2 separate regions of the Homo sapiens genome follow, and region 2 is linked to region 1. A link is a loop called in an ENCODE intact Hi-C map of the cell type or tissue named here. Cell type or tissue: mammary epithelial cell. All regions are shown on one strand.

The links. A loop is a pair of places that touch in the nucleus more often than their neighbours do. Peaks named below come from ENCODE experiments on the same cell type or tissue, not always from the same donor. Only the 100,000 strongest peaks of a DNase experiment are listed, where the experiment ranks them.
Region 2: a loop joins it to region 1, with 12 times the contacts of the local background. A loop is called at or near these places in 8 of 110 quality-filtered maps.

What each region holds. Positions count from the first base shown.
Region 1 is chr1:157,375,527-157,379,526 of GRCh38, forward strand. No RefSeq gene overlaps it. Among named protein-coding and RNA genes, the nearest start is that of LINC02772, 100 kb to the left of the region's middle. In mammary epithelial cell, a CTCF peak has its summit at 1,909; no DNase peak of the experiment used is centred here.
Region 2 is chr1:157,947,004-157,951,003 of GRCh38, forward strand. LOC105371458 (a long non-coding RNA gene) reads left to right here. Exons shown (of 4, transcript NR_135760.1): 4 at 1,466-2,068. Among named protein-coding and RNA genes, the nearest start is that of KIRREL1, 45 kb to the right of the region's middle. In mammary epithelial cell, a CTCF peak has its summit at 1,743 (motif pointing left); no DNase peak of the experiment used is centred here.

The DNA.
Region 1 (4,000 bases):
AGAGACTGCGACCCTAGGCACACATTTATACAGTTCCCCATGGTTTCCTAATGTTCATTTGAAATAATTGCCTTTTTCATAACCTGTTCTTTCTAGTCCTTTGAAAACAAATACGTAATCTATTCAGCTTATCCATTTGCTTAGGTTTAATGACATTTCTTTCTGATGAGTGAAGAATCTACTGGGGGTGTGGAGGGAAGTGTTATAAATATACACTTTAAAAATTTTCTTTCATTGTAAATGGGTTTCAGTGGTTCATACTTTAAAATGCAGAAATAAGTTGACTAAAAGAATTAGTGTGTATCTATCCTCAGGTGTTTGCTGTCCTCAAGGAGATTTTCTTTTCTTTTTTTTTTTTGAGACAGGTTCTCCCTCTATTGCCGTGACTGGAGTGCAGTGGTGCTATCAGTGCTTCCTGTAGCCTTGACCTCCCTGGCTCAAGCAATCCTCTCACCTCAGCCTACCAAGTAACTAGGACCACAGGTGTGCACCACCTCGCCCAGATAATTTTTAGGTTTTTTTTTTTTTTTTGGTAGAGACGAGGTCTCATTGTGTTGCCTATGCTGGTTTCAAAATCCTGGGCTCAAGCCATCCTCCCACCTCTGCCTCCCAGAGTGTTGGGATTACAGGTGTGGGCCACCAAGCCTGTCTAATAGTTTTACTTTGAAAGAAAAATTGGAAAATACAGAGCCATGACTCTCGCCTGGTGGTAAAGCCAGCACCTTCGGAATGGAGGAAAGATCTCCCAGATGCAGGGTTCAGAATGAAATAGGAGCATTGGCTGAGCATATGCCAGGGACCTCACTGGGCACGCACAGGGCCTCACTTACTCAACGCAGACACTCCCTGAAGTGGGTGCTTGTGCACCATTGTGATGAGCTCATAGGCTCAGGCAAGTTCAGCAATCTGTCCCGGGTCACCCAGATAATAAGTGGAAGATGAGATTCAGACCCAGTTCTGTGCAGTTCTAAAGCCCGGGCTTTCCCAGACCAGCAGACTAAGGCTCGGCCCATCTAGGGAGGGCTCAATACTTGGAAGGCGCTGGTCAGCGCAGAAGCGAGGCTGGTGGGCATGTGTCCTCGGGGCAGGGTCACAGGCATCAGCCCACCAGGGAGGTGTTTCCAGCCGGGGTTACGGGGTCTCGGGGTGTTCCTGAATGTGGGAGTAAAGTCCCTCACCCTGACCATCTCGGAGTCTGTGTCCAGTAATATCCCTTGTTATCTGGAAGATACTCCCCTATTAATAGGGAGTATCTTGGTTTGCTGACTTGGTACCCATCCCCAGACAGGAGTATCTTTTCTATTATAAATGAGTAACTTGCTTTCTGCTTTATGAATCATTGTCCACATAATTTTGTCACCATGAATGTATCACCAGGAGTCTGTTACTACATAGTATAAGAATTTAGAGTTTTTAAACCTAAGATACTGAGGTTAAAACTGTAGACTTTGAGGTTCTCCCCATGAGGGGTAAAGGGTTTAGGGGGAAATTAGGTTCTACATCTGAAAAATAAAGTCGAAAAGATGTGGCCAAGGGAACTACTGAGGGGGTCAGGAACCAGGTAGGTGATGTTTATCAGGATGGGGAGAGGGAGTAAAAGAGGGTCAGGAGCAAGATAAGGGCAACAAATGCTTACCCAGCATTCATCTAATGAGATGACAATTCTTGTCTCCATTTTACACAACAGGAAACTGATGCTTAGAGAAGTTACACAACTTGATTAGGATCAAACAGCTAATATTTGGCAAGGCTGGGACTTGAACCTCATTTTCCGGATGCTAGTGCCCAGTCACTTTCCATAATGCCAAATGGCATCTCAGAATCCCAGCACCTCTTCTCTAAGTGCTTTCCCGGTTTTCCTCAAATCCGGAAACTGTTGGTCTTTTGGGCAATTCTGAGCACAGCCACTAAGTGGCGACATTGCCCGACTATGGCTCAGCCCTGTTTCTCTGGGGAAGAATGGGGGAGGGGAGGCAGTCGGAGTTGCCCTGTTGTGTGTTGTGCTGTGTGTGGGGCTTTCTTCTATCTATTTAGTCCTCCCAGCAACCCTGCAGAGGAGGTATTATCCCATTTTCCAGATGAGGCCATTGAGGATGTGCTGGATGACAGAGCTTAGCGGTAGAAGCAGGGATGGAATCAGTGTCCCGCTGGATCCCAAGTTCTGCCTCCAAGCATGCTGGGCTCCCAAAAATAAAGTCATTTTGTGCCCTCAAATTTTAGTCTGGTGGGGAGGTAGATGGGGGAACTCCCTTCAGCCTGGGCTTGGACGGCCTAGTGAAGAAGGGTGGAGGAGAAGTAACCATGCCTTTCCTTCGGTTACTGGAGGGAAGAATTAAGTTTTAAAGTGGAAGTTAAGTACAGTTAAAATTACTCTGGTGTTGGGACAACTGGATTTCCACATGCAGAAGGGTGAAAATGGACCTTCATCTCACTCCATGTGCAAAAATCAACTCAAAATCAATTAAAGACTTAAATATAAGACCTGAAATTATAAAACTACCAGAAGAAAACAAAAGCAAAAAGAAATAAATAGGCTTACGTTAAACTAAAAGGCTCCGCCCAGCCAAGGAAACAATTAACAGAGTGAAGAAACAATCTATGGAATGGGAGAAAATATTTGCAAACCACGCATCTGATAAGGGATTACTATCCAAAATATATAAGGAGTTCAAACAACCCAACAATAAGAAAACAAAGAATCTGATTAAAAAGTAGGCAAAGGATCCGAATAGACATTTCTCAGAAGACATATGAATGGCCAACGAGTATATGAAAAAATGCTCAAAGTCACTAATCATCAGGGAAATGCAAATCAACACCAGTGAGCTATCACCCGACACCTCTTAGAATGGCTATTATCAAAAAGATGAAAGACAGCAAGTGTTGGTGAGGATGTGGAAGAACAGAACCCAAGTACACTCTTGGTGGGGATGGAAATTAGTACAGTCATTAGGGAAAATAGCATGGAGGGTCCTCAAAAAATTAAAAACAGAACTACCGTATGATCCAGCAATCCTGCTTCTGGGTATATAACCAAAGGAAGTGAAATCAGTATGTTGAAGAGATAGCTGCACTTCCGTGTTTATTACAGCACTATTCCCAATAGCTGAGATACGGAATCAACCTAAGTGTGCATCAAATAATGGACGGATAAAGAAAATGTAGTATCTATACACTGTGGAATACAATTTAGCCATTAGAAAGAAGGAAATTCAATCATTTATGACAACACGGATGAACTTAAAGGACATTACGTTAAGCGAAATAAGCCAGCATGGAAAGAAAAATATCTCATGACCACACTTACATATGAAAGCTAAAAAGTTGAAGTCATAGAAGTAGAAAGTAGAATGGTGATTTCCAGAGGTAAGGGCACAGTGGGAGGAGATGTTGGACGAAGGATACAAAATTTCAGTTAGAGAAGAATAGTAAGTCCAAGAGATCTATTGTAAAACATGGTGACCATGGCTAATAGTAACACACTGTATTCTTGGAAATTTACAAGAAAGTAGATTTTAAGTCTTCTCATCTCTCTCACACACACACACACAAACACACACACACGATAAGTATGTGAGGTAATTAATGTATAAGTTAATTAGTTAGATGTAGCCATCTACAATGTTCACGTATTTAAAAACATGTTGTGTACAAAAATATACATGATTTTGTCAATTAAATAGAAAATAACATTTTAAAAATAGAAAAATAAATACAATTACTCTTGTGAATCCCTTAGAGTTTTTCCTGCTTTAGAAGAGCCTGCATTTTCTTCCTGATGAAACAGTTGGCTGATGTTTAGGGGCCATGCTATGTGAAAAATGTGCCCTTCACATTTAAACATTAGATGCACTCGTGGACAGTGTGTGCTGGAGCCAGCTGGAAACCACTTGTGAGCTGGTTTTGTTCATCTCCTCCCAAATCTATATTCACAGTCATGATGTTGGTAGCTTGAAATCAGCCAAAGTGGGGTATTTACACCACAGAAATTGCCAAGTGC
Region 2 (4,000 bases), 570 kb after region 1:
CGGGGTTTCACCTTGTTAGCCAGGATGGTCTCGATCTCCTGACCTCGTGATCCGCCCGCCTCGGCCTCCCAAAGTGCTGGGATTACAGGCGTGAGCCACCGCGCCCGGCCAAGAATTGACCTCTTATATACATCCTTCAAGAGTGAAGGGGAGATACCAGATGTCTTTTCCATAACAAGACTCAACAAGACCATTTTCCTACCTCACTTTTTTTTTTGCACAAATGTCATTGCAGAGCTTTGTTCTGCTTCAGGAGGATGATTCAGAGAGAAGTATGGTTTTCAAGTCAGACAAGGATCAAATCAACCAGAAATTCTGAAAACAGCAGCCATGCTGTCTTTGCCCATTCAAGGTTTTCCATGTGCAACTGATTGTTCACTTGTTATTCAGAAACAGACTGCCAGTCTCACCCTTAGCTGGGCTCTGACAGCCAGGACCCGAGGGTCCTCTATTGTGAAACTGTCCTCCTCCAGCACTTGCCATGGTGGACGGCCCATATGACCATAAGATCTAGTAACTCAGAGCTTCTCAACTGAAGTCACCATGCAAGTAACAATTGTGTTTTGACAGAGAAGGAACAAGGGGGATTCTAGACCAGCTAGCAGGTCCAAAGGGAAGAAGTTTTCATGGGCTCTGAATATTGAAGCTGGAAGGAATCTTAGAGACTAACTTGGTCAAGGATCATCACCTTTGTGGGTAGAAAGACAATACTAACCCCAAAAGCATCATGATAGACCATAAGTCCTACTGATACGTGTGGGGAGGGGACAAGAAAGATGTATCGGGCTTGTGAGTCAGTGGAACCTCCCCATGATTGACCCTTTGAATTGCTAGATGGATCTGAGGGTACTATTATCACCATGGCTACCAGCTTGCAATAGCACCATCAAGGACCCTTCCCTCTCTAGATGAAGAAAGTGAAGGCCAGAGAGATGAATTGACTGTCCCAAGCTCACATTGTTTTGTGGGAGCAGAGCCAACACTAGTCCTGTAACATCCCAAAGTGCTTTCCAGCATTTAGGATACTTTCTAATCAATCATCTGGATTGTAAGCTCCATATAGGTACTGTCACATCTGCCTTCACCACACCATCCCCAGCACCTGACAGAGGTCCTGGAATATAGCAGAATCCCAGCAGATGTTTGTTGACCAACTCTCATATGCCCTTCATGGGAAAAGAATAGTAGCCAGCATTAATGAGAACTTAACATATGACAGGAAGTGTTGAAGGCACTTTATTTGTATTAATTTATTTAACCCTCAGAATAATCCTGAGACAGTGTTTTTATCATCTTTGCCATCTTATATATGAAGACAGTGCAGATCAGGGAACTTCAGTCCATTGCCCAGGTTTACACAGGAAGCAGCAAACCTGTGACTCTAGCCCGGGCAGAATATTCCAGGTCACACTCTCTTAATCACCACAAAATACTGCCTCCTCATTCATCTCTTCTGTGTCCCCAGCCCTAGAAGAGTGCTAACATACTCAGCACTCAATAAATATTCGGAGGATGAAATGACACGCCGGCAGACAAGAACCCACGTCAGCTGCTCTTCCAGCATCAGGCAGTCCTGCCAGAAGCACCATACAGGTGGCTGTTGTTCCAGCTCTGAGTAAGGCAGCCAGGACCCCTCTGGCTGTGAAGAAGGGCTAATTTGGTTCTTCCTGATTGAGGCTAAGTCTTCCTTCATAAGCCCAGTCTTTCAGAGCAAGCCCAGCCTGTTAGTAAGGAGTGCCCTCTGCTGACACAGACACATTCCTGCTGTCTCGATCCCTGGTGTAAATGGAAAGAGACCATCAATGTTGCAGTGTGAGCTGTGAGAATTCAGCCAGTCCCAGCCTGAGCCCTCTGGCTGGGAGGGCTTCACCTTCTATTGCTGCATCCAGATTAATTTTAAGGTCAAACCAGATGGAGATTTGTGGTCACTGAGTGATGAGCACCCTTTAGCCCTGTGTCCAGTTGCCTGTCTACTCTCCAAGCTGAGATTACCCCTCTGCCCTCTTCCTGTTCCTCCCCACTCTAAGATCCATGTTCAAAGTTCCCATATAAATTGTGTCATCTCATTATCCATGCAGGGCCTTTGTTTTCCTGACAACTGAGTTTCTGAGATTCTCTTTCCCACCCCCTTTTCTTCCCAGCTTCTATTCCAGTCTCACTTACTGTCTCAGTGAACATCTTTTGTTTTTCCTGCTGTCAAGGCATCCACTCAGCCTGAGATGGCTCCCAGCTCTCATCCACCCCAGTGGAGCTGCAGCCAGTGTGCAGTAATGATAATGGTTCCTTTAGGGCTAAACTTCCAGAACTGGACCCAAGGAGGAAGGAAGATGTGAGGAAGGCACCAAGTGAGTGAGGACTGAAGGGGTCTCCTAATAACTCTGGCCCTGCTGAGATTCTTAGGACAAGAATAAGGACACGTGATATTGATGTCACTCATCAGAGTTCTGTTGAATTTTTTTTTTTTTTTTTGAGACGGAGTTTCGCTCTGTCACCCAGGCTGGAGTGCAGTGGCATGATCTTGGCTCACTGCATCCTCCACCTCCTGGGTTTAAGCAATTCTCTGCCTTAGCCTCCCCAGCAGCTGTGATTACAGGCAGCTGCCACCACACCAGGCTAATTTTTTTTTAATTTTATTTTAAGTAGAGACGGTGTTTCACCATCTTGGCCAGGCTGATCTTGAACTCTTGACCTCTTGATCCACCTGCCTCGGCCTCCCAAAGTGGTGGGATTACAGGCATGAGCCACTGCACCTGTCCTAATAATTTTTAAAATGCTATAAAAAAGGAATTAATGGTGAAAGGAGAGAAGAATTGGAAAATATAGCAGCTGGGTGCAGTGGCTTACGCCTGTAATCCCAGCACTTTGGGAGGCCAAGGCAGGTAGATTACCTGAGGTCAGGCATTCAAGACCAGACTGACCGACATGGTGACACCCCTTCTCTACTAAATACAAAAAATTAGCTGGGTGTGGTGGTGCATGCCTGTAATCCCAGTGTAATCCCAGCTACTTGGGAGGCTGAGGCAGGAGAATCACTTGAATCTAGGAGGCGGAGGTTGCAGTAAGCCAAGATCGCACCATTGCACTCCAGCCTGGGCAACAAGAGCAAAAATCCATCAAAAAAAGAAAGAGAAGGGGAGGGGAGAGGAGGGGAAACAGAGGGAGGGAGGTAGGGAGGGAGGGAAGGAGGGAAGGAAGGAAGGAAGGAAGGGTCTCCCCAGCAACCGTGGTCCAGATACAGCAGGACTAGTCAATGACTTGTAGACAGGAGACCATGTTTCCATACCTAGACAGGTCCAGCCCCGATCATCCATGTTAGAGGACTGAGGGAAGGAAAAGGGAAGAGCTCCATGAGGCAGAAGCCAAGAAAGAGGTCAGTGGAAGGAGACCTGATGTGTTTTCTAAATCTCTCTACTGATTTCACCCCATTCTTCTCCATCCCCAACCAGGGTGGAGTAGAGAGAGACCCAGATGCCTGTCTGTTCTGCTCCCTATGCCCATCATGACGCCCCATGCCGAACTTCCACTCTAATGGAAGTCAGTGGGACCGACCAGAGGCTACATCCTGGACCACTCTGCTCTGGGACCTTTCAAGATCCAAGACTCATTCTTTTCATACTTTATTTCCAAAGAGGGAACAGATGAAGTTCTCTCAACTTCCCTTTCCTATCTGATCCCTAATATTGTTCACAAATGCTAGTTGTGCTTATCACCATTCTTAGTTTTTAATATTATTTCTCCATCACTAGACTATAGGCAAACCAAGGACAGAAGCTTCCTCTTGTCCTCTCCTATATCACCTGTAACTAGGACAAGATCTGCCTCATTGTAGCTATTCAATAATTGTGGATGGAGATTTGAAATGTTTGCTCAAAAATAAGTTGACCCTTAGGCTGGGCTCTGTGCTGTTCTGGGGGCCCATTCAAGCACACATTCAAAATCACTTGAAGCTGAAGGTCACATCCCCTGGAGACAATCTGCTCAGGGTTGCCCATTCAGCTTT